Linked DNA regions of Homo sapiens: region 1 is linked to region 2. Evidence: read pairs that join two places in POLR2A ChIA-PET (ENCODE). Cell type or tissue: HepG2. All regions are shown on one strand. Each heading gives the region's core, and the rest is flanking DNA. Links, peaks and the distances in the headings are about the cores only.

What was found. ChIA-PET counts read pairs that join two places held together with the same protein. Peaks named below come from ENCODE experiments on the same cell type or tissue, not always from the same donor. Only the 100,000 strongest peaks of a DNase experiment are listed, where the experiment ranks them.
Region 1: POLR2A ChIA-PET joins it to region 2 with 5 read pairs; 3 of 35 experiments call an interaction of 5 or more read pairs at or near these places.

What each region holds. Positions count from the first base shown.
Region 1 is chr7:75,710,632-75,715,015 of GRCh38, forward strand. The region is part of intron 1 of HIP1 (huntingtin interacting protein 1); the gene reads right to left. Among named protein-coding and RNA genes, the nearest start is that of HIP1, 26 kb to the right of the region's middle. In HepG2, for the core only: a CTCF peak has its summit at 2,537; no DNase peak of the experiment used is centred there.
Region 2 is chr7:75,903,731-75,908,114 of GRCh38, forward strand. No RefSeq gene overlaps it. Among named protein-coding and RNA genes, the nearest start is that of POR, 9.2 kb to the right of the region's middle. RefSeq lists an enhancer at 2,609-3,179. In HepG2, for the core only: no CTCF peak of the experiment used is centred there; DNase peaks (open chromatin) are centred at 2,381, 2,771, 3,731 and 3,831.

The sequences.
Region 1 (4,384 bases), core at 125-4,124, 190 kb before region 2:
AGGCCCAGCTACTTGGGAGGCTTAAGTGGGAGGATCACTTGAGGCCAGGAGTTCAAGGCCATAGTGCACTATGATCATGCCTATGAATAGCCACTGCACTGCTACCTGGGCAATACGGTGAGACTCTATCTTGTAATTTTTTTTAATTAATGCCTTTTTAAGAGTTAAAATCATGTACTGGTTAATTTCACTAAAACCAGAAATTAGTGGAAGGCTTGATTAAGGGAGGCTTTATTTGATGTTAACTTACCATTCCATAGACTATAAAGAACATTATAAAAAAACCCTCTAAAGTGACACATGCCCCAAATGACCAAGACATAAGCAAACCTTTTAAATTACTCATCTTTCATATGTGTGTTTGTTCCCCTACTATTATCACTGTGTCTTCTGTCTTTTGTCTACCTATGAGAACTGCACACTATCTGTGGCAATATTGTGCTCCCAAAAGTCCAGAATTTCCCCCAAAGTATTAATATGTTGTGGATATAATGTGTAATATAGCACATCCTGTGTTATCAGGATATTCCCTGTGAAAGACTTACAAATTAGCAACCTTCTAAGATTTTGAGTTCTAATGTCCTAATTTGTGGGTAAATTATCTCCAACTCTTAGATTGCAACATCACTTGAGTAACTCTTTAGCAAACTCTTTAGCAAAGTATCACAATTACACTGCTTAGGCTTTTTAATACTAGCATTAATAATTCATGATGCTTGTGTACTGATCACCAAGCAAGGACCAATAAAATCTTGGCTATAACAAAGGAGGAAAAAAAGATGGTGAAATGTAGACATTTACAGACATACAAAGTTTAAGAGAGTTCACTGGGCAGAGAGCTTCTTACAAAAAGAGCCATGTAGTTTCTCTCCCAAAAGAGATACAAGTTCAGCCTCAAGGAAAGTTCAGAACTCCTAGGATAGTCCTATTTATAGTCTGGAAGGGACATTTGAGATCAAAAACGCCATCCTAAAGTTTTTTACTTTTTTGGACATTATCCTGATTACCCAATGAGCCCAAGATGGAAACCAGAGGAGAGGATAGAGGGGAAGCCGTCTGGCTCCAGGGAAGGCATGAGTGGAATTTCAGTCCAGACCTCTCTCTGAGGTATGCCCTCTTTCCTGGCCTCTGCATCTGCAGCTGACTTTTCACCAGGAAAGATCTCAGGGCCTCATCCCTTATCACCTGCTGCTTGTCAACCAGCACTTGGGAGAGAGAGGGCTCCTCCACCAGTCCCCTGCCAGTCTTGGGGTGAGGGGGCAGCGTAGCTCTCATAATGCCTCCCTCTGGTAGCTCTTCTGAGCTTGGTGAGAAGCGCACACTCATCTGGGGTTACTTTCCAAGGAGAAGGTATTTTTAAATAGAAACGAGAAGTAATTATAAAGAAATGACTGCCTGGCAACAGAAATCTAAATCCCAAGCCCCAAGCTGGTGACAGTTGTAGCATGAACATCTGGTGATTCTATAATTAAAACATTGACACCTCACCGTCGCTCGGCTCCCTGCAGCCCCACAGAAAACCTGGTGTAACTTTGCTCTTCTTTACGGGGGGAAAAAAAGTTATTTTCTTCCCTTTCTTCTCTGTTCAGACATAACATCATCAACATAGCTCTTTAAATATCTGTGCCGGGAAGCTATATTTAGCTACTATTTGGCCCTCAAAATGAGCCTGATTTCCTGTGGCAAAAAGTTCTCAGCAACAAGGAGAGAGGCCAGGAGTGTTCCAGGCACTGACAAACAGCTTTAAAACTTGAGATGCCCAAATGATGTGAAAAAGTTAACTGAGTGCTTTTTCTGGATAGGTGGCTCACACTCCAATAGTAGGGGGAAAAATCACAAAGGGGTGTGTGTTTGGTCTGAACGTTTCCAGAGTCATCCTGGAGAACAGCTTGACGAGGGGCAACTCTTTGGGCCCATATGTTGTACACATCCCTCTTTCACAGGCAGGAGGGGAATCCATTCAATCATTCATTCACTCATTCACTCTCACTTATTCACTCACTCTCTCATTTACTCCCTCATACACATACTCCTTTATTCACTCACATTCCTTCACTCTCATTCACTCATTTACTCACTCTGTCAATCTCTGATTTACTCACTCATTCAATCCCTCATTCACTCTTTCATTCACTCTCTCATTTACTCATTCATTCACTCACTCATTCATTCACTCACTCATTTACTCATGCATTCAGTCACTCATCCATTCATTTATATACTCCTTCATTCACTCACTCATTCATTCACTCATTCACTGACTTGCTAACTCATTTACTCACAAATTCAATCATTCATTCACTTACTCAATTACTCACATATTCAACCATTCATTCACTCACTCATTTACTTATCCATTTGGTCACTTACTTATTCATTCACTCACTCAACACATTTCCTCAGTAGCCCTTATGTGCAAAGCCCTGTGGCCTACAGGAGCTCTGGGTCATAAAGCAGAGAAGACACAAACCAGGGCCATCCCTGAAAAGGGCCCTTGGAAGGGCACAAAGTGAGTGCCATGGGGAACCTGGCCGGCAGTGGGCGCTTCCACTGGAGGCATTAGGGAAAGCTGTGGGCAGAAGAAACAGCCACCAGCCCTGGCTTTGGCTCTAGACCCTCTCGTTCAACACACACAATGAGCCTAGGTGTCAGTTCAAGATCCCATATTATGGGTGCAATGACATAGTTCCCAGGGTCTCCACAAAGTAATAAGGAACAGAACTGAAGCTGGAACTAAGACTGACTGCCAAGTCTTACTAGTATCCGGTGCTAGCTGCACTGCGACAGGGGGAGGCAGACAGCAAAATTTCTGCAAGGCTGCTTAGGAAGGTTCTACTCCATCTCTGCCTCCAAGACCCAGGGCAAACAGAGCAGCTCCTCTTCAAAGCAGGCAATGGACATTCTCCACCCTCTGATGCAACGCGGGCTATTCCAGCTTTCCCTCTTTGGAAACCATCCTGTCCTGTTCCTCTGCATATGTGGGTCTCTAGAGTCCCCAGGGATGAAAGGCCTGGTGGGGCAAGGGAAAGCACATTCACTTAGCCCTAAGGGTTTGCTGAGTGACATGCCATTTTTTTTTTTTTGAGGTGGAGTCTCGCTCTGTTGCCCAGGCTGGAGTGCAGTGGCATGATCTTGGCTCACTGCAACCTCTGCCTGCCTCCCGGGTTCAAGCAATGCTCCTGCCTCAGCCTCCCGAGTAGCTGGGACTACAGGCGTGCACCACAATGCCCAGCATTTTTTGTATTTTTAGTAGAGACAGGGTTTCACTATGTCAGCCAGGTTGGTCTCAATCTCCTGACCTCAAGTGATCCGTCCATCTCAGCCTCCTAAAGTGCTGGGATTACAGGCATGAGCCACTGTGCCCAGCCTCTTTTTTTTTTTAACATTTTATTTTATTTCATTTTATTTTATTTTTTCTTTTTGTTTGAGATGGAGTCTCACTCTTTCATCTAGGCTGGAGTGCAGTGGCGCCATCTTGGCTCACTGCAACCTCTGCCTCCCGGGTTTAAGTGATTCTCCTGCCTCAGCCTCCCAAGTAGGTGGGACTACAGGTGTGCGCCATCATGCCCGGCTAATTTTTGTATTTTTAGTGGAGATGGGGTTTCACCATGTCAGCCAGGCTGGTTTCGAACTCCTGGCCTCAGGTGATCCTCCCACCTTGGCTCCCAAAGTGCTGGGATGACAGGCGTGAGCCGCCGCGCCTGGCCTTTTTAACATTTTAGTTTGAGATAATTTTAAATTTTCAGAGGAGCTGCAAAAGTAGTGCAGAGTTCCCAGACACCCTTTGCCCAGTTTCCCCTTGTATTAACTAACATCTTTTTTTCTTTTTTTTTTTTTTTGAGACAGAGTCTCTCTCTGTCAGCCAGGCTGGAGTGCAGTGGCACAATCTCGGCTCACTGCAACCACTGCCTCCCGGGCTCAAGCAATTCTCCTGCCTCAGCCTCCCGAGTAGCTGGGATTACAGGGGTGTGCCACCATGCCCGGCTAATTTTTGTATTTTTAGCAGAGATGGGGTTTCACCATGTTGGCCAGGCTGGTCTTGAACTCCTAACCTTAGGTAATCCACCTGCCTCGGCCTCCCAAAGTGCTGGGATTACAGGTGTGAGCCACCGTGCCCGACCTAACTAACATCTTCTATAACCATGGAAGAGTCACTGAAACTAAGAAATTCACTCTAGTACAATACCATTAACTATACTACACAATGAATTTGGATTTCACCAGTGTTTCCACTACTGTTTTCCTCCTTCTGTTCCAGAGTCCAATCCAGGATCCCACGCTGCACCGACTGCAATGTCTCCTTGGCCTCCTCCCGTCTGTGACAGTTCCTTAGCCTTTCCTGCTCTTTCATGACCTTCACACTTTGGAAGAGTCCTGGTCAGGT
Region 2 (4,384 bases), core at 112-4,111:
AAATACAAAAAATTAGCCAGGCGTGGTGGCGGGCGCCTGTAGTCCCAGCAACTCGGGAGGCTGAGGCAGGAGAATGGCGTGAACCCAGGAGGTGGAGCTTGCAGTGAGCCGAGACAGCGCCACTGCACTCCAGCCTGGGCAACAGAGCAAGACTCCTCAAAAAAAAAAAAAAAAAAAAAAAGAGATGGGACCCTGAGAGTCTGTGGGGGAGGAAGTATGGAAAGAGATTAACCTGGCGTGTCAGTGAGATCTCAAGACTAGGATTTAGGCCAGGCACGGTGGCTTATGCCTGTAATCACAGCACTTTGGGAGGACGAGACAGGAGGATCACTTAAGCCCTAGACTTCGGACTTCGATACCAGCCTCAGCAACAGAGCAAGACCTAGTCTCTACAGAAAATAAAAAACTTAGCCAGGTGTGGTAGTGTGCACCTGTAGTCCCAGCCACTCGTAAGGCTGAGGCAGGAGGATCACTTGAGCCCAGGAGTTCAAGACCAGCCTGGGCAACATAGTGAGATGCTGTCTTTACAAAAAAATTAGCTGACCAAGGTGATGTGAGCCTGTAGTCCCAGCTACTCAGGAGGCTGAAGTGGGAGGATTTGCTTAAGCCCAGGAGATCGAGGCTGCAGTGAGCTATGATTGCACCACTGCACTTCAGCCTGGGTGACAGTGCAAGAGCCTGTCTTGAGGAGGGAAAAAAAAAGAAGGAAAAGAGGCTGGGCGCGGTGGCTTGCGCCTGTAATCCCAGCACTTTGGGAAGCCAAGGCGGGAGGATCACGAAGTCAGGAGATCGGGCCATCCTGGCTAACACGGTGAAACCCTGTCTCTACTAAAAATAAATTAGCTGAGCGTGGTGGCAGGCGCCTGTAGTCCCAGCTACTCAGGAGGCTGAGGCAGGAGAATGGCGTGAACCCAGGAGGCAGAGCTTGCAGTGAGCGGAGATCACGCCACTGCACCGCAGCCTGGGCAACAGAGCGAGACTCCGTCTCAAAAAAAAAAAAAAAAAAGAAGGAAAAGAAAAGAACAGATTTGTGGTTCTCAATCTTCAGCCTGTATCAGCATCACCTGGAGGGCTTGTTCAGCCACAGATGGCAGGGCCCCACCCCCAGAGTTTCTGATTCAATCAATTTGGGAAGTGGCCTGAAATTTGGCATTCCTTTTTCTCTCTCCTTCCCGCCCTCTCTCCTTTCGTTTTTTTTTTTCTTTCTCTGTCGCCCAGGCTGAAGTACAGTGGCGTGATCTCCGCTCGCTACAACCTCCGCTTCCCAGGTTCAAGCGATTCTCCTGCCTCTGCCTCCCAAGTAGCTGGGATTACAGGTGCCTGCCACCACGCCCAACTAATTCTTTTGTATTTTTAGTAGAGATGAGGTTTCACCGTGTTAGCCAGGATGGTCTCAATCTACTGACCTCGTGATCCACCCGCCTTGGCCTCCCAAAGTGCTGGGACTATAGGCATGAGCCACAACCCCTGTTTTTGTTTATTTCTTTCTTTTTTTGAGACAGGGTCTTGCTCTGTCACCCAGGCTGGAGTACAGTGACACAGTCATAGTTCACTGCAGCTTCAACCTTCCAGGCTCAAGCAATCCTTTCATCTCAAGCTCCTGAGTAGCTGGGACCACAGGCGCACGCCATCTTGCCTGGCCAATTTTTTATAGAGATGGGGTCTCGCTGTGTTCTCCAGGCTGGTCTCAAACTCCTGCCTCACAAAGTGCTGGGATTACAGGCTTGAGCCACTGCACCAGGCCTTAATTTGACATTTCTTTTCTTTTTCTTTTTTTTTTTTTTTTGAGACAGAGTCTCGCTCTGTTGCCCAGGCTGGAGTGCAGTGGCATGATCTCAGCTCACTGCAACCTCTGCCTCCTGGGTTCAAGCGATTCTCCTGCCTGAGCCTCCCGAGTTAACTGGGACTACAGGCATGCTCCACGATGCCAGACAATTTTTGTATTTTTAGTAGAGATGTGGGGGGTTTCACCATATTGGCCAGGCTGGTCTCGAACTCCTGACCTCAAGTGATCCACCTGCCTTGGCTTCCCAAAGTGCTGGGATTACGGGCTTGAGCCACCATGCCTGGCCTAATTTGACATTTCTAACAAGTTCCCAGGTGAGGCTGCTGCTCCTGGTTTGAGAATCACTGAACTAAACCAGTACTGGCTGGGATGTGAGTCAGCCTGGAGACTCCCAGCCCCTGGAGGCCAGGGATCAGCTCTCATCAACTTCCATTTCTGCTAAGTGACTGCTCAGAGGCACAGGCAGGTGTCCTCCACAGCACTGTCTGAACAGTTCGTGGAAGCCAGGCAGGCTTCTCTTCATCGGCCCTTGCACAATGGTGCTGGTTGCTTTGGCAACAGCCAGCAGCAGCCAAGCAATTTTGAGCACAGAATCCTGGGGCTTGTGTCATACTGGGGAGACAGGGCAAAGGTTCTGGCCCATTGGCATGTGAACGCGAATGGGGAGGAAGAGGGGGAGAAAGGGCGTGGCTTCCGAGGCCCCCTCTCACCCGAACACCCTCTCATTTCCCCAGAAGCTTGCTCTGGCTCCCGCATGCAAACCCAGAAGAGCTGAAACTTTGATTGCGTAACAGAGGGGAACAAAGGATGGAGTGAAACTGGGGCGGGTATGCGGGCAGTAGGAAGGAGAAAGAAGCCATCCTGGGCTCTGAGAACCGCTGGGTGCACCAGGCCATGTCACACACACAGCAACTCATTTAATCCTCACGCAACTGCCTGGGTCCGTGTGCCCAGGACCCATCCATGGCCACACAGCTAGCCGGAAACCTGATCTGCTGTAGCTAAAGGCCATGTTTGCTTTCTCAGTTCAGGGCCGCCTCTTTGAAATGCCTCTTTGGCCGTGTTAGGAAGACCCAGGGGTTTGGGGCAGCAAGGAGGCAGGAAGAAGGTCTGGGGGAGTTATTTGGACAATGAAGAGAGCCAGGCGGGTCAACCATCCTCTTGGCTTTGCACTTGACAGCAACCGCCTCCCTCCTGTTTCTCATTTTCTTTTATTATTAAATGCTCTAATTTTCTTTTATTATTATTGTTTTTTAAACATAGAGATGGGGTTGGCCGAGCACAGTGGCTCACGCCTGTAATCCTAACACTTTGGGAGGCCGAGGTGGGTGGATCACAAGGTCAGGAGTTCAAGACCAGCCTGGCCAACATCGTGAAACCCCGTCTCTACTAAAAATACAAAAAAATTAGCCAGGCATGGTGGCACGCACCTGTAATCCTAGCTACTTTGGAGGCTGAGGCAGGCAGGAGAATCGCTTGAACCCAGGAGGCAGAGGTTGCAGTGAGCCAAGGTCGCACCACTGTACTCCAGCCTGGGCAACAGAGCGAGACTCGGTCTCAAAGAAAAAAAAAAAAAGATACTTGGCCAAGGCCATGCACTTGGTTCCGTCTAATTGGAATTTGTCCCCTGATCTCCAGAGAGAGATTCTGCGCTTCTACACTTTGGTGATGTTCTCATCCCTGACCCTGTAGGGTTATCTCAACCCAGGAAATCTGCAAACTCACTTGCCTTGCACCCTCATGGACGCCTCTCAAGGGGAATAAACCATCCTGTCCAAAGGTCATGGTGTGATACTGGAGACACATGAGACACGGTGTCAGAGGCCGCTGTGACATTTGGAGTTCTGGGAAAGTGGGAGCACCTCCTCTAAGGATCAACCACACCCCTCTAGCATCTATGGTGGAAGCCAATCCAGCTTCTCTCAGTGCCAAGCTAATCTGGGATCCACTTTTTCTTTTTTTCTTTTCTTTTTTTTTTTTTTTTCAGAGACAGAGTTTGGCTCTGTTGTGTAACACGGTTAAACTTTGGCCATGTTAGGAGGACCTAGGGGTGTGGGGCAGCAAGGAGACCGGAAGAAGGTCTGGGGAAGTTATTTGGACAATGAAGAGAGCCAGGTGGGTCAACAATTCTCTGTGCTTTGCACTTGACAGCAACCGCCACCCCCCCTCCTGTTTCTCTGCTCTCATTTTATCTTTTATTTTTATTTTTTTAAAACATAAAGATGGGGTTGGCCGAGAGCTCTGTTGCCCAGGCTGGAGTGCAGTGGCACAATCACAGTTCACTGTAGCCTCAGCCTCCAGGCTCAAGCGATCCTCCCACCTCAGCCTCCTGAGTAGCTGGGACTACAGGCACGCGCCACCACACCTGGCTAATTTTTTATTTTTTGTAGAGGCGGGGCCTTGCTATGATGCCCAGTTTGGTTTCAAACTTCTGGCTTCAAACAATCCCCGCCTCAGTCTCCCAAAGTGCTAGGATTACACGTGTGAGCCACCATGCCCGGCTCCACTGCTTTTATTTTATTTTATTTATTTTATGTTTGAGATGGAGTCTCACTCTGTTGCCCAGGCTGGAGTGCAGTGGCGCGATCTCAGCTGACT